Regions from separate parts of the Homo sapiens genome. Here region 2 is linked to region 1. Evidence: chromatin loops called from intact Hi-C (ENCODE). Cell type or tissue: dorsolateral prefrontal cortex. All regions are shown on one strand. Each heading gives the region's core, and the rest is flanking DNA. Links, peaks and the distances in the headings are about the cores only. Region 1 overlaps LINC02240 (long intergenic non-protein coding RNA 2240). Region 2 overlaps LINC02240 (long intergenic non-protein coding RNA 2240).

What was found. A loop is a pair of places that touch in the nucleus more often than their neighbours do. Peaks named below come from ENCODE experiments on the same cell type or tissue, not always from the same donor. Only the 100,000 strongest peaks of a DNase experiment are listed, where the experiment ranks them.
Region 2: a loop joins it to region 1, with 4 times the contacts of the local background. A loop is called at or near these places in 3 of 110 quality-filtered maps.

The regions. Positions count from the first base shown.
Region 1 is chr5:125,572,062-125,581,032 of GRCh38, reverse strand. The region is part of intron 3 of LINC02240 (long intergenic non-protein coding RNA 2240); the gene reads right to left. The region is part of intron 8 of LOC124901056 (a long non-coding RNA gene); the gene reads left to right. Among named protein-coding and RNA genes, the nearest start is that of LINC02240, 83 kb to the right of the region's middle. RefSeq lists a silencer at 3,983-4,277. In dorsolateral prefrontal cortex, for the core only: a CTCF peak has its summit at 4,954; a DNase peak (open chromatin) is centred at 4,952; H3K4me3 peaks cover 619 bases; H3K27ac peaks cover 5,025 bases.
Region 2 is chr5:125,498,578-125,507,548 of GRCh38, reverse strand. It overlaps LINC02240 (long intergenic non-protein coding RNA 2240), which reads right to left. Exons shown (of 4, transcript NR_109887.1): 2 at 8,593-8,773. All of the region lies in intron 8 of LOC124901056 (a long non-coding RNA gene), which reads left to right. Among named protein-coding and RNA genes, the nearest start is that of LINC02240, 9.8 kb to the right of the region's middle. In dorsolateral prefrontal cortex, for the core only: no CTCF peak of the experiment used is centred there; no DNase peak of the experiment used is centred there; H3K27ac peaks cover 5,395 bases.

The DNA.
Region 1 (8,971 bases), core at 265-8,264:
CTCCATGTTCTCAGCCTGTAATTGAACTAGCATGATGCCTGGGACATCATAGGTCCTCAATGAATTTGTGTTAAATTGGTTTGGTCCCTATGATGCAGCGATCCTCAACCTTTTTGGCACCAGTAACCTGTTTTATGGAAGTCAATATTTCCACGGATGGGGTGGAGGGATGGTTTTGGGACGATTCCAGCACATTATATTTATTATGTACCTTATTTCTTTTATTATTACATTGTCATATATAATGAAATAATTATACAACTCACCATAATGTAGAATCAGTAGAAACCCTGAGCTTGTTTTCATGCAACTAGATAGTCCCATCTGGGGTTGATGGGAGATAGTGACAGATCATCAGGCATTAGATTCTCATAAGTAACCTGCAAACTAGATCCCTCTCATGCACAGTTTACAGTAGTGTTTGAGCTCCTGTGAGAATCTAATGCCACCAGTGCTCTGACAGGAGGTGGAGCCCAGGCGGTAATGCGAGCGATGGGAAGTGCCTGTAAATACAGATGAAGCTTCACTCGCTTGCCCACCACTGACCTCCTGCTGTGTATCCTGGTTCCTGGGGATTGGGGACCCCTGCTATGATGTATGTGGTTCTGTATTTATTGTTTTGTGAAACACAGTGAGCTGTAATAATAGATATGATTTATATGATGGCCACCATATGCCAGTTACTGAGTCTTTCTATTTACACACATTTTCTCATTTATTTCCTGTAATAACACACTTATAGAAGAGGCATTGTTGGCCAGACAGAATGGCTCACGCCTGTAATCTCAGCACTTTGGGAGGCCAAGGTAGGCGGATCACTTGAGGTCAGGAGTTCTGCCTGAGCAACTTGGCAAAATCCTGTCTGTATAAAAAATACAAAAAAGAGCCAGGTATGTTGGTGTGTACCTGTAGTCCCAGCTACTCGAGAGGCTGAGGTGGGAGGGTGGCTTGAGCACAGGAGGCAGAGGTTGCAGTGAGCTGAGATTGCTACACTGTACTGCAGCCTGGGTGACAGAGCCAGGCCCTGTCTCAATAAATAAATAAATAAATAAATAAATAAATAAATAAATAAGACATCATTATGCCAGTATTGTACGTGAAGAATTTGAGATTCCAAATGCTTATACAATGTCCCATAATAAATAACAGAGCCAGGATGGAACCTGGTTCCTGGGGATTGGGGACCCCTGCTATGATGTATGTGGTTCTGTATTTATTGTTTTATGAAACACAGGGAACTGTAATAATAGCTATGATAACAGAGCCAGAATGGAACCTGGGGCTGTCTGATGGCCATGCTCTCCCTGTTCTATGACATCATGCTGCCCAATAGAGCTGGCTTCTGTTGTTAGGGATCCTGGAATGTCAAAGACCTCATTGCCTTTGTATCTTCAGCAAATAGGACGGTGCTTTATACCTGTAGGATTTTAATAAATATTTGCCCATTCATTCACTTCAACAAACAGACGGTTGTCTCATGCTCATGTCTCTGCTTTCATCTGTAGCATTCTCTACTCTTTACTGATCCCATTGCCTCCTGCCTGGCGTGCCTTTCCCATAATTCTTATTTACCTAGGCCTTTCCATTCTCCTACTTTACATTCATAATTTACCAGCTGCACAAAAGCTTCCCAGGCCACGACAATCCAAAACGATTTCCTCCTCTGAAGTTTGAGAGCCCTCATTCTCTACTCTACTTACTTGGTACTTATTACTAACTTTGGCTGGCTATTTTCCAAGTTTTATAAGCTTTTTTGCCTCCACACTAGTTACAAGCTCCTCCAGGGCCGGAACTATTTTATATAAATGTGTGTTTAACATAGTCACCAAATTAGTGCTTTTTACATAGTGAGTTTTCAGTTTACTACAAAGACAGCTTTATTACCTGTTACATTTCTGTGGGAAGGAAAATCATTTGGTTCATATTGCTGTTCAGTTAACTCAGGTGCAAAATGAAATTTCCATTCTACAGAAGAACACATTCAAAGTTAGGCTGTGTGTATATATGTGTGTGTGTGTAAATATTCCAAGCATACATAGGTTAGAAAAATGTGAACCAAAATGATAGAATTTTTAGAAAAAGCTTGTGATGAATGTCACATTGTCAGGACAGATTAGTACTTAGTGATATGGGGAGAGGGGTGTGATAATAGCCCCAGTGATATGAAACTTGGGTCTGTATGAGAGCATTTACTATGCCAGCAATCGCAATGGATAATTCACTGCTACATATGGTGAGAATGTGCTAAAAGTGAGTTGTTAATCTACAGGGCAAATTTCCAATTGGGAGTGGGCAAAGCCTTGACTCATACCATGTCATACATTGCTGAAGAGTTTCTTTTTAGGGTAGCCTCAAACCACTATTAGTAAAATTACATTAAATTCAGAAAAAATAAATGTGTCATCTTGATTGCTGCCCAACCTCTATGCCACTATTCTTTGTGTATTATTTTCTAGAGTTGGTGCCATTTACTTTGATTTATCTAGTCATTTTCTCTAGGAATCCTGCTCAAAACCAAGAGAAAAGACATGTTCCTGAAATGGTTAATTCATCCATTTTTCTAGTTACCTTCTAGTGGAGTCTACTCCTGACATCTTTTTTAGATCATTTCTATTCTTTTATCCTGTAGCATCTTTCTTTCTGCTCTTATCACAAAGTCCTCCTGCTAGAAAGCAGTAATTGTGCTGATTGACACCTTTACAAGGAGTTGAAGATTTTGTTTGTTTTGGTTTTGTTTAATTGGGATACTTTAATATAGAGTATATAGAAGTCTAGTATATAAAAAAGTGGATTAAAGTTTTTACATGCTGAAAAGCCTAATTCTGTATAAAGATGATCTATTTCACATATATCATCAATGCTTAAATATTATTAAAAGACAAATGCTGGCTTAGAAGGATCAAACATCACTTCCAAGTTTAAAACACAAAGTTCTTATAATGCTGTTTGCAATATGTCATCATATACATACATTTCAATGATTCAGCTGCTTCCTTAGTTTAAATTAGCAATGGTTCCCCATCACTGTTATCCTCTTACTTGGCTCAACCCCCACTAACACCAAAAAAGTAGGAGATATGATTGTTTTGTATGATGATTTATGCTCAAAATATTTCCTAAAGGTGGTAGGAAAGGTGTCTTCTCCCTCTCTTGCATTTTTCCCAGCCATTGTATTTCATGTTGCTTTGGGTCTGGAAAGCTGCTCTATTTCCAGATTAATATGTAAGTAGGGTAGAGGACACCCTTTTTGGCTTTCCATTGTATTTTTATTATTTCTTAGATAATCTCTTGTAGTAGAAGTAGCTTCCAGGATCTTTATGCATCAAAAGCCTTAGAACCAGTAAGTACATTTGCATTGCAATTCTTCAATAGTAAAATCACGGTGTGTTGTGCATTTAGAAAACACCAAAAATACATGAGTCTTTCTGATCTATTTTCCTTCTACATAAATCTAATGCCATTTGAAGAGAAATGAAGAGAAAGACTGGAGAGACTTCAAAATATCTTTTGCAGAAAGTATGGAAGGATTAATAGATAAAGACAGTACATTCCGTTTAGCTTTCTCGTGGTTTTTTTTTTTTTTTTGTAAATTTACCCCAAATTATAGTTATAATGAAACATCACAATGCTATTATGTTAGAAAGAAGCTATTATTTCCATCCTTGCTGTGAAACCTCAGGGAAATTTACATCTTCTAAACATAAGAACCTTTCTGATATTTTTTCAGCTATAGAAGAATAAATAATAAGAGTCACAAAAAAGATATTTGAAGTCTTTGTCAGACTAGTAAATCATTTCTCAGTAGAAAATATAATTGTGGCCATGAACTTGACCAAAGAAAGAAAAATATTAAAACCTCTCTGCTGCGACTGAATTAAGGAAGGACCAGTACTTGCAAGAGTTAACTGTTGCTCACACCCTTCCTTCAGATTGATCCACTGATCTGAAGCTCAGCCTCCTTCAACACGGCTCCTAGCTTTTGCTTTGCCAGTCTCTGCCAAGAAACACCAGCTTTGGACAAAAATCAAGATTACACAAAGCTAAAGGGAATGTGAGAGATAAGAATCCTAAAGTGACAAGGTCTTCCTTGGAGATGTTAATAGTCAACACATTCAGGAATATCACAGAAAAGGAGCCGATCCTTTGCCAGTGTGTGCTCTATCTTCTACCTAGTGCCAGTCTTAATATTAAACATATAGACAGGCTTTAAAATCTTTTCCTTTCCTTTTGTTAAATTGGGATTGTTTTCAGTGGACTGGCAAAAGAGAGCTGTCTAATTTTAGTAGCATAAAGGAAACTCCTTTGTGGCTGCTTTATGCTGAATTTTATTCCCTGAACTTGTGTGGGTTCCTGTGCATGAAAAGGGGCATATTTTATGTACCCCCAAAAACAGAATATGGGAGAGGAAGAGAGTGCCAGGGGAACAGATTCTGGAGGCAGAACTAAACTAAAATGGCTTTGTCCTATTTTTTTTATTTTTATTTTTTACAAAACTCAAGGCAAATAACCCTACTATTGGATTATTTTTAAAGAGACTAAACCTCAACTGAATTACATTAAAAAAAAAAACATCTCAATAGCCCAGCTAAAAATCTAAGGATGTTGAGTGCATCAAGCTCTTGGGAAGCTTTGTCTCACAGCTCCAAGAGCATGTTCTTGGTGCTGAGGGGCAAGGTTTGCACTAGGATCTCACACCCTACACTGCAGCATCACAGCTGCCCCAGGCTTTGTCTCATCTTTTTGCTCTGTTCTCCTTAAGTCAGAAATAAAAGGAAGAGATGATGAAGCCTGTCCCCATAAGGCTGGTGTGAGGTGAGAGCGGGAAGGTGGAGGTGCAGGGGAGGAAGGACTTTATGCTGCAGCCAGTCAGCGCCAGAAAATGCCATTTATGTGGATCCAGTGCTCACTGAGGAAGCAGAAATAAAAGCCTCTGATGTGATGTGGCGCCGCCCCTCTCCTGCTGCACTCTCGCTCATTACAGCTCTTTCTTTAAACTGCTGGGTAGACAGCTGGCAGCCAGTGCCTCGGAGGAAGCAGGAGTAAGGGAGCATATAAATTACTGTTGCATTTTACAGCTAAGATAAACGCAAACTGCAGGGTTATAGCCTGAAATGACATCAAGGGGAAGCTCCAGCAGGCCTCTCAAAAGAACAAGGAATGGAAAATGGATAGAAAGATTTATTCAGGGAATATGGGATCATGGAGAAGGAAAAAAAAAATCTAAACAAGTTGTGTAAAATCTGCTGCTTTAGTGAGTCTTAAAGAGCTTATGTCAGCTTAATTCTGTGTGGTAGCATAATGTAAATCTATGGGAAATGGGGCTGTAGGCATATCTACTCTATTCCATTTCTGCAGATTGCCAAACATGGCAATAAATGTCAAGTGATTATTTATTTGATCATTAGAAACTTCATTAGATTTTGATTTGATGCTCTACAACCTCCCCCCTCTCCACCACCACTAAAAAGAGAGCTCAATTTTGAAATTCAATCCAGCTAGTTTGATTGGAGAAAAAAATGTTATGAAATAAAATCTAGCAAATACCAACATGTAGATGACAACATTCTGCATAAATATAGAAAATCCTCTCCAACAAGTTTACAGCAATTTGCTCAAGCGATGAAAGATAGATTTTGGCAACAGTGGTAAAATTTTTGGAAGTCTTTTTAACATTTCATTAGATGAAAGGCTGTTTTTGAGGTGAGCTCAAACTCCCTGGCTACAGACAGAGTCTGATTGTATGTTCTTGGCTTAACAGCCTTAGCATATAATGTATTTGAACTTTCACTCAGCTTTCTTGAACTTGATTTATTTGCCATCATATCACCTGGGAAAAAAGTCTGTGGGTCCTCAGTTGGCCTAGGTAATTTGGGACTCAGCTGGTTGATGCCTATGTGTTTGTTTCACCCTAGCTCAAAGCATAGAACCTGAGCCTTATTATGTTCATAAAATGGGGTCTTTTTACTGTAGTGAGCAATGTCAGATATACCGTTTACAGCTGACTTTTTCATTGCGATTTTAGTTTCTCCGGTGCATTTCACACTACGGTTTTCCTAAGAATTATGTATAACATGGAAAACAAAGAGAGGAGGAGAGAGAAAGTGCTGCAACTAGCTTTCTTCCTCAGGGAACAGTACTTGCATGTCAAAAGATTCACCAAATAGGCATTGGACTGACTTTCATAAAACCAGGGATATAAGCACAGTGTGGGGTGTGTATTATTGCCACAGAGCACACGCTAGAAAGCAGCATAAAGAGACAAGCTTTATCTCTCTGCCTGAAACTCTCTTGGAACCTTCTGGGAGTGCACATTCTAAATCAAGAATCAAAACGTTTTCCCAGCACAACTGCAAATTGAAAATAGGCACTTGAACACAGGCAGAGATGTAAAGGAAGAATGACTTTGAAATGCCTACAACGCACCCCGAGCCACCCTGGGTCTTTCTGTAGACATAAGGAGTATTCATCTACGGTAAAGGGTATGTAGCACTTGGTAGAAACAAATGACAGCTGACAAAAAGATCCATTAAATGCCTGAACTTGCCCCTTGCCAGCACAGAGTATTTTTCTTTTCCTATTTTGCCAGAATAAAGAGAGGGCAAGACATTTTTATTTCAAGAAGTGCCCCATAGCCATAGATTTTTGTTTCTGTTTTCCTCTAGCACTTTCTAGTATACTGTAATTGAAACAACAGCCTAAAAGCATTTCTTTTATTAATCTTAGTAGTGTAAAACATTGAAGAAAACAAACTTAGGAATATATTATTGTGCTGCATGGTTAACAACAACAACCACAACCACAACTTGCAGCTAAGGAAATCATTCCCCTTTTGGGGGAAGTCTCTATCATAAAAAAAAAAAAAAATTCATTGCTGCGTATCAGTCAATAACACTTCCTGGGCATATTCCTGATGAATAACTCTGTACTAGGTGCAGCTGGCAAGCTGAAAAAGCAACAACCATCAAAGGTCTGGGGTCCAGTTAGAAAAACTGGTCAACCTAGGGAGGGAAGGTGAATGTACCAACACACTCTTTGCTGAAAAGAGAAATAAAAGTTAAAGGATGAGCTTGAGGCCTGAGGCCTTTGTGAGTAAAGAATGAGCAGCTAGGTGAGTGGTTTCTCCTTTATGCAGGAGCGTTTGAAAGGATCTGCAGAGTATGCTGGCAGAGAAAAGGAGAGAGGGAATAAAATGTCTATGGCCCGGAGAAAGAGGCATGTTCTGGATGAAGAACTGGGAATGGGCTTAGATTTTGTTGCTTATACATTATCTGTGAGAGAAGTGAGCAATACCAGTGAGTTCAGCTATGAGAAAAGAGAGTCAAGGGTCTTGGCAGAATATCTGGATAATCAGGTTGAAGAATATAAATTCGATAGGCGAGGCAATAGGAAGCAATTACGCATTTGCGTGCAAATGCAAGAGTGGCATGTCTAGAGAGATTATTCTCTTGCTGTAGGAGTGTGGGGCAGGGATTGTGAATCACTGAACTGGGCTTTTTAGGACACAGATGTGCTGCTACATCTATGCACTTTATTCTAGGCGATTTGTCGATGAATAGGTAGTGACCCTTACATTCAATCTTGTGGGGGTGAGAGCTGTGGACTTAACTAACACAGAAGATAAGTGACAGAGGGGCAGGGGCGAGAGCAGAGGGTGGTTGAGTGCTGGGAGAAGCAGATTTGACAGTTACTCAGAGAACCCTGGGGCTTGGATGTGGAAAAGCAGTTCCTCACTTCTAGGATTCTGCTGCTTGGGTACAGAGATGAGGAGAGCAGCATGATCGGAATGGTTAGGGGTTTTCAGTGTAACATACACCCACAAATAGAAACACCTACATAGCCTATATGGCCAAACAAGAATGGAAGCATGACTGGGTGCCAAACACAGTGGAGCCTGCCAGAGATAAAATTTTTATACGTGTGTCTCTCTATGTGTGCTTTCCCTTTTTAGCCAGCCAGATTGCTGCCTGATTCTAGGTGATGGCAAAGAAAGAAAATCACCATAAGACAAATGTTCCTTGTCCAGTGAAAGGTCACTAGGTCACTTATTTATGTAAATATAGAGCAAGAAGGCATCATTGTCCTGGGAAAATAGCCTAACAAGAAACAGAATATTTAAGGTCACATGGATAACATGTATCAGGCTAGGATTCCCATGCCAGGTTGACTGCCTCCAAAACCCAGGGCTTCTCCTTGTTTTAATCCTTATTCAGTAATATCTACTGAGCACCCTCTAGGTCCCCAGGCACTATCTTGGGTATAGAATTTTAGTATTCTGTAGAATTCTAGAGAAACTTTATCTTTCCCAAATGCAGATATACAAAAGGATATCTCTTCATTTATTGATATGAATGCTAGGATTCTTTTATTTTTATTATACTTTAAGTTTTAGGGTACATGTGCACAATGTGCAGGTTTGTTACATATGTATACATGTGCCATGTTTGTGTGCTGCACGCATTAACTCATCATTTACATTAGGTATATCTCCTAATGCTATCCCTCCCCCCTACCCCCACACCACAACAGGCCCTGGGGTGTGATGTTCCCCTTCCTGTTTCCAAGTGTTCTCATTGTTCAATTCCCACCTATGAGTGAGAACATGCGGTGGTTGGTTTTTTGTCCTTGCGATAGTTTGCTGAGAATGATGGTTTCCAGCTTCATCCATGTCCCTACAAAGGACATGACCTCATCATTTTTTATGGCTGCATAATATTCCACAGTGTATATGTGCCACATTTGCTGAATCCAGTCTATCATTGTTGGACATTTCGGTTGGTTCCAGGTCTTTGCTATTGTGAATAGTGCTGCAATAAACATATGGGTGCGTGTGTCTTTATAGCAGCATGATTTATAATCCTTTGGGTATATACCCAGTAATGGCATGGCTGGGTCAAATGGTATTTCTAGTTCTAGATCCCTGAGGAATTGCCACACTGACTTCCACAATGGTTGAACTAGTTTACAGTCCCAC
Region 2 (8,971 bases), core at 716-8,715, 74 kb after region 1:
GGTTTTAAAAAGGGAGTTTCCCTTCACAAGCTCTCTTCTCTTGTCTGCTGCCATGTGAGATGTGCCTTTCACCTTCCTCCATGATTGTGAGGCCTCCCCAGCCACATGGAACTGTAAGTCCATTAAACCTCTTTATTTTGTAAATTGCCCAGTCTCGGGCATGCCCTTATTAGCAGCATGAAAACAAACTAATACAGCTTGCTATCATTTTTTAACATGTGAAAAAATTTTTTTAAAAACTTGAATGTGACTACTTTGTTTTTAAATTATTTTACAATGATTTTTTTACTTTGAAAAATGAGAATAATGCTAAGTTATCTATAAGAAGTTATAAGCGTTAACTAAAAATCAGTCCCTTGAAAATGAGATCACAGAATCAACAGTGTGTGTTTTACACCATGGAATACTATGCAGCCATAAAAAAGCAAGAGTTCATGTCCTTTGGAGGGACATGGATGAAGCTGGAAACCATCATTCTCAGTAAACTAACACGGGAACAGAAAACCAAACACCACATGTTCTCACTCATAAGTGGGAGTTGAACAATGAGAACTATGGACACAGGGAGGGGAACATCACACACCAGGGCCTGTCTGGGGGTGGAGGGAAAGGGGAGGGAGAGTATTAGGACAAATTCCTAATGCATGAGGTGCTTAAAACCTAGATGACAGGTTGATAGGTGCAGCAAACCACCATGTCACTTGTATACCTATGTAACAAACCTTCGTGTTCAGCACATGTATCCCAGAACTTAAAGTAAAATAAAAAAAAATGAAAAAACGAATCAATAGTGTGTGTTGAACAGTAGTGTATATAAAATACATGTTCATGCACATATATACATATATGACCCCATTATATATGTGCACTAAACACTAAAGAGACTTAAAATATAATTACATAAATATGGGATATAGGTGTATCTAAGTTATAATGAAACCTGTGCTTTAGTAAGAACATTTCACATATTTGTGCTTTGTATGTAAGTATATCCCCATGAGGTTATATGTTACTGAAATAGAAATACTGATTTGAGTAGCATATTTACACACTAATAAATTGCCTATATTTCCCTTGTCTATCTTTATACAACAGTCCCTCTCTTGTCTGCAGGGCATACATTCCAAGACTCCCAGTGGATTCCTGAAACTGCATATGGTACCAAACCCTATACATATTATATTTTTTTAAATCTGATAACTGTGACTAATGGGTGGGGATCATCTAAATGTAGATACACTGGTCAAGGGAAGATTCACGTTCTGGGCGGGATGGGGCATGGCATGGCGTGAAATTTTAGCTCCACCCAGAATGGTGCACAATTTAAAACTTATGAATTATTTATTTCTGAAATTTTCCATTTAAGAATTTTGGACTATGGTTGACTGCAGAAGTTGAAACCACAGAAAATGAAACAAGGAGTAAATGGACTGGGGAGGGGGGGCTACTGTACATAGGAATACATTATCCATTTCTTAATCGGGTCCTAAGTGTACCCCTCTGCTTAATGTTTTAATTGGGAAGAATTCTAGGTTCGCTTTCGGGGCTCAGAGATTCTCACGTATTAATTCTCCTTTAGCCTTTCGCCTTATTTCAGTACCTCTGACTGATGAAGCGGACAGTCATGTAGCTTGGGGCTTGCTTGCTTTGGGGGAACAACTTCTGAAAGTGGAGGTGACACAATTTTGTGTTCCAGAGTATTTATATTTTGAAGAGAAAGCAGGCCATTAATGCTAAACACACAAACAAAGACGTTTTGTGGCATTGCAGATCCTGTAAAACCTATACAGAGATTTTGTGTGTGTGTCTAAGAGAGACCTTTTAGTCAGCCGTCCAAATACTGTAGTGGTGTCTCGAACCACTACTGACTGGAAAACTTGCCCATGTTAAAACTTTGCAATTGTAAAAAGTAGAATGTGGTAATTCACTGCTTAATTAAAAGTAGTAATCTCTAGCCATACACTCACACATGGCAAAACAATAGATGCCACCTTCTACAACCAGATATCATGTGAAATGTATTCATGAATCCATATATCCATACAAGCTATGGAGATTTTTTCATAAAAGCAACAACGTTAGCATAAAGCAATCCATGTATCAAGCATGAAAGGTTTTCACTGAATATGCAAAAAGACAAATGATAGAACTGGAAAATGAGATACGCAGGTTAAACTAGTGTGTCTTTGGAGCTGGCTGCATATGTAAAGCTTTCAACAGAATAATATTACACTTTACTGACAATGAAATGTCCATTACATAGAAGAATAATCATTATCATTAAGCGAATTTCCTGCTGAGTACATTTTTCACTGTGAGCAGGCTCATCTCTTGGGACATTTGCAAGGTAGCCTCTGTAAAATTGTTTAGATCAAAGAAAGTAAGAGGACTGGTTGTTTGATTTAGTTGTCAAATAAGAAAATAACTTGAAGAGAGATTTTAAAGCAAGCTGAGGTGGATTTTTTACTGGTTCTTTAGGACAAAATTACGTACTTCTTTCTCATATTTTCATTGAAGTAATCTAAAGGATAAATGCATACATGTTGAAATTTTATTTGAAATAATCAAATCCTATTATAGGTGACACATTCCCATCATCCTTATATGCAGAGATATCTACATATCAAAGTAACTGCTCAAAATGTCACATTGGTCAAAGGAAAATTAGAAAAATCTATTGTAAAGTACGCATTTCTTTTAATAATATTTAAACTATGAATAAAAGCCAGTTTTTAAAATTTAGTCATGGAAAGTTTAATTTTTCTAAGTTGTGGGTATTTGATGTTGATTTCACACCTTTTGTTTGTTTCTACCTTTCCTGAGATTTTCATACATACTTCATATAAAGACCTCTCAAAATACCTTTATTTCAGGCTCCAGTTTCAAAATTTGGCTTTGAATTAGCAATGTTAAATAATTACGGGAACAAAAATCATTCAGAATTTGCTTATTCCTCAGCTTCACTTTTCCTTGATAAAAATCTAACTTGAAGAGTAAGGAATGTTTATATCTGGTCGAAGAGAAAATTCATGAATACTATGGATTCATAACATCATATTCCAAACATATATTTTCTGAAGAAAAAGCATTATAATAATAATAAACATAATAAGTTAACATTTTATGAGTAATTATTATGTCCAAGGCTAATTTTAATTTAGTCCTCACAACCATCATGTAAGGTACTATTTTATCTCTGTTTTTCAAAAACGGAAATTGAAGCCCAGAAGAATTAGGTAATTTTCTGATAAACAGAGAAGCCAGGGTTCAAATTCAGGCAGTCTGATTCCGGAGCCCATATTTATACCATTACCCTCTACTGTCTTACTGTGAGTGAGCAGCCAAACCATCGCATACACAGGGAGAGGAAATGTTTGCTGAGTATATACTTGCACTGATTGGGTGTGTTAGCGGGATTCTTTGATCTTGACCTATGTTGGTTTTTCTTATTTGTGTTGTATAAAGGAATTGGAAGGAAAGTAGATGTGAACAAGCCGAACAGGTTTCCTAGAATAGGTGGCTCTTAAAATCCAATTTTCTATATTTAACCAAATTGCTTTGTTTTGTCACATAACTTTTTCTTTAAGGAAAATATTAATAGCAATAGCTAATAATGATTGTTCTTAATCTGTAACAGGTGGTAAGCTCAGTGCTTTATAATCATATCCATGTTTACTATGCAGGGCTCCAAGGCCCACCTATATTTCCAAATGTGCCGTATCTTCTTTCAAGATGAAGTATATTTTCTAAGAACCAAGATTGAATCTAGAAAACCAAGTAGATCTATTGTGTGTATGTGATGGAGGTAGAGGGTTGGAGTGTAAAACAATTGGTAATTAATGCATAACCCAATTAATTTGGTTAAAAGATCATCAGTATGACCAGCTCAGGAAACAGTTCATTTTATTATTTCAATCAGCAATTGAATTAGATCCATTCTGCAATTACCTAATCAATTTCTCAGCAGTAGACTGCATAATAGCTAAAAACTATCAGCCACTTAGCTAGAGCTATATTGATAGGTATTATTTTAATTACACATCACTAGCTCATTTCCCAGGATGTAAACTGTGCTTTTTTGTATCTATCATAAAATATATATGTTCTAGTATCTAAAATATGAATCCATGATTTAATAATTTCCAAGTCTTATTTGCAAAATAAAAGTCAGTGTATTTCCTAATTATTCATTCTAATCAACTGTCGATTTTAGTACACCAAGCGGTCTTAGTGATTATACTTTCAATATGGTCCACTGTTATTCCATATCTTCTCTCAAAAGAATGGCTGTGTTTCAGTTTTCTATCAAGTTTTATTGTACTTTGCATTTCCACTATATTCATTGCCTTAGAATTAGATTTTCATGAATATCACTGAATTTTATATTTAGATCCTCAAACAGTAGAATAATTCACTGCATTAAAAAGAATTCCTAAAATTAAAACACAGTAGACAGAATATAACACTTCATTGTGCCTAAAATTAAAAATCTTTAATTTTAATAGATCATTTGTTGCAATGCTAGTTCTGTATTGAGTCCCACTCTTTATACACACAAGGTTTTTAATAAATAAATATTCGGAGGACATTTAATCTGCTATATCAGAGACATTTCACATCCTCAAGAAGAACCACATCATAAAGATAGCTATTCATATGCCAAAGAGACAGGAAAGGTTCTCAAGGAGTTACCTAATCCATAGTTTTTCAATTTAAACCTGAGTAGAAAAATACTAGTGGTCTAACTTTTCCTTCTCCTGTTCTTTTAAATCACTGAGAACAGTATCATTTGGTAACATACAGAGTAACTACCCCCTTTATCTTAGGAATGCTCTGCACAATTCTCATATATCTCTGTATTTAAATTCAATAATCACATTAATCTCAATAGAGACCTAAAATCCCGTCTTCTACCAAATTCTCACTGTCTAGCAAATATTCCAGAGAAAATTATTGCCTCTCTACAATCTGCCATCAAACTGCTTTTCCAGGCTTCTCTCACATCTACTGTTACTCTAAATGAGCCCTGACCCATATTTTCCCTAGTACACACTATACGCTCACATAGTCCCTAGGCCTGAAGACATTTCCTCTTAGCTCAGTCTGCTAAAATCAAGACGGTTTCTGTTTTACCTCCTTTGTAAAGACTTCCTTTATCACACCATATCCAGAAGTGGCATGCCATTTCTGCTTTTCTCTGGCATTGTGCATCTCCTGCATATTACTGATCATGTACAATGCCATTCGAGTACAATTTGATTGAATATGTAAACTGTAAAACACGTAGAAGGTAAATGACAAATGTTTGTTGAAAGCATAACTGGGGGGCCGGGACCAACCAGCCTAAGGGAGGCCACCATTCCTTGAAGGTACATTCTTGCCATCGGGAATGATAATTCCTTTTGTAACACAGAGTGTAATTCTGAGTAGAATAAGAATGGCTCCCATATTGCCCAGTAAAGACCAGTGTGGTTACATGGTCAGAGCCTACCTCAGCATTGACTTTTACTAAGAGTACCTCAGTTTAGTTTTCAGGATGGTGTGTCTTAAATTGTGGTCTATGGACATCTTTCATCAGAATCCACCTGAATGCTTGCTGGAAATGAGGCTTTTTGACTTTGCGAAAGTAGACCCCGGGACTTTAAGATTCTAACAAGTACCCAACATGTACCCAGTTGATTCTTATCCTAATTTAAAGTTTGAGAATCACGATTCCAGTCCAACATTTAGCTTGGTAGATGTTAATAAGGAGTAATTTTTTAAAGGCTCTCTGGTGAGATATATTTAAGAAACTCTATGTTAGAAGTAGTTAAAAGGGTTTACAGCAGAGCTTTTTAGAGCTTTTAGTAGCTATGTGTTGTGAATATTCACAAGGGGAGCATAGTTTATTGTGATTTTCTATGGTAGGAAGCATCCTCTCCAACCGGTTTCTGGGAAAATAAGCCTCAAGAATTTGGCTCCAGCAGATGCTTTTCAATCCAGAGTCAGCTGTATGTGGTTTGTTGGACGAATGAAATTGATCCATCAAAGGGGATGAAATGGACCCCTAATGATCTCTTAATCTTAGTATGGAGATAGGATGAGAGAGAAAGGCTTTGGAGAATGAGAGACACTCTCTTCTTTTAGGTAGTCTCTTTCTGCTCATTTCTTAATAATGCTATTTGCTTTTCTTTTTTATCTTACTTTTGAGGCATTCTATCTAACTTTTAATTTCAGCAATACTGAGTGTAAGTGGTGTGTATTTGTGTGTGTGTGTATATATATAAGAGGGGAGAGAGAGGGATTAAAAAACTATATACTCCTCATAATCCTAATAATATTGGAGTATAGCTTTTTACATAGAAAACTGGACTTATATTCCGGCTTTGTTACTATGCATATGAGTCAAAATTGCATAGCTGTTTGCCTCTAAAATAAAAAACTAGCAAGACCTCATTACATACACAGAAAAGTGGAATAAATGTAGTTCCTAAAAACGTCAGAATAAAAATTTATAATCTGATGATTTACAGTTCATTCCATGGTTTTAGTGTGTAAAGGATAAAGATACCTAGTGGAAACAGATGAATTGGGTCAAGTAAGATGGGAACCCATTAAAATTCTAGCCTGAACCTTGGAGGTCTGGAGAAGCTTGGCCACCCAAGTGATATATTATATAGGCCATTATTTGCCTCTGAGTTTCCTAATTTTTTCATCTGACCGAGAAAATGGAAGCCTCAAAAATCCCCCCTAAAACCCCTCATTTTGGAATCCATGTTGGAACAGTTAAGAAGGGATGGAAAATCACTGAGTAGTATTTGCCTATTTGAGGTTTAAAACAAATCCTTAATGCAAAGAATTTTGAATAAATCAGATTCTTAAATTTATCCCAAAACTTACTTTGTCACATGATGCCTAACCTCTACAGGTATGTTTCAATTCAAGATCATCACTTCATCATTAAAACAAAGGCATCAAAATGAGCCTGCATTCACTAAGTATTCAAAGAGGGAAATCTGCATCCTTTTCACTTGTTTGGAACAACTAATTTCAAAAGATGCAGTATATTTATGTGCACAAAGCAGTATCTCCCTAATTATAATTTATTTTTGCCTATTCAAGAAAAACACAACAGATGTATTTCTACCAACTCTTGGTTGGTCACATGGCAAAAGAACAATTGCATGAATTGCTTCAAATAGATGTTCAAGCATTCTGACATAAATACTTTTTCAGCATATCCTTCTTGCCATATTATAGCATTTAACCCTAATGCTATATTTGTTGGGAATGCAGATGATGAACAAAACGGTTTACATTCTACCCAGATCTCTTTCCTCTGTGATCAGTAAGTATCAGAAACAGAATCATCTACAGATAGCAGAGCAATTGCATTTTAAATGTCACATAGCTGCCTTTATTATTCCAGCTGGCGTGTGGAAAGAAAGGTCCCTCTGTTAATGAGACTAACACTGCCAGTCCCATTATAATGGATTTAAGCAAATAAATAACATGTTTGCCATTTCTGCTCTTGTTTTTCAAGCACTATTTTTGTCACTGATCTCATTGCTACAGACATTTCAGTGGAATAACTATAATTGTTGCAGGGCTTAGGAAATGAAAATTACACATGGAGTCCCTATTTATTTTAGATAATTTAGCATATTAATCCAAATTGTCCTCAAAGCCTGTCCTCCCCAGGGGTCTTGCTCACACTTGCCATTAATGCTAACATGACAGAAAGATACAATGGGTTAGGTTCAGTGGTTCACTAATGTGTGGCAATACCTATTGCACACTTGACAAGAGAGAAATAATAGCCATATTACTTCAAAAGGCACAAAGTCTCCTGCAAGCCAGAAAAGGGATAGTACAAGATCCATCTAAATTATTGCCAAAATTGATTCAAAATTAGGACCACTGATCTCTGGTGTTATGTAATTCAGGGAAATTTAAAGTCCACAAGGAAAAAGTTCCCCTCTGTATTGAGAGACCATAAATATCATTTTATGGAAAAGTCATGCTTTTCTAAATTCTTCAATAAGTCAGGATGTTTAGACACTGACTCTGTGGCTAAATGGGCAAGCCACACTATATGATCCATTCAATCTTACTCCTTTCCAATTTAGCCACTCTCATCTAGGCACTGCATGGTCACATTATAGTTCTTTGACATATTGAGCTTTCTTTTCACTATCTACAGGTTTTCTGTGGGTGACCTAATGAGTAGCACATGTTTTAAATATCATCTTGTACTGATGACTCCCAAATCTAGAGTTCTAGCCGTACCTGTTCCTATAACTCCAAATCCAAATATCCAACTGCTTAGTTGATTTTGCTACATGAATGCTTAAAATACCTCTCGAATGAGTGTCAAATAAGTCAAAACACAGCTCTTTATTTACACATTACCAAAACTTCTCTTTACTCACCATTCCTAAATTGGTAAATAACTTATATCCACCCACTTGTTCAAAGCAAGTCTCAGAAGAATCCTAGGCTTCTCTATTTTCTTTCTTCATGACTTCCCAACACCCACACAAACATATCAGCAACACACAGACCTGTTGGTTCTTTCTCCATCCTATCCGTCAGTCTGTTCGCTCTTCTTACCTCAACTACTAACAATGTGGTACCAGCTACAGTCTTCTTTTACCTGGACTCCTTCAAACAGCTCTTGTCCAGTTCCTCCCTTCCTCTCTTCTCTCCCCTTCCTTCTCTCTCCTCTCTTCTCCCCTTCCTTTCAAGAACAGAGGCTCCTGTAGATCATTTTATAATCAATGAAGCCAGTCTCCTAAACGGTTTTGAACAGAAAAAATAAGAGTGGAAAAGGCATATTAACATTTTTATGTTACAGATAGCTATTAAAGCTCAGAGAATAAGAAGTGTTTTGTACACACAGTGATTTAAATGTAGTTAGAGAATGCATCAATATGTTTCTTGAGGTGCAGTTCAGTGAACCTGGAAACTCTTATATATAACATAATAACAA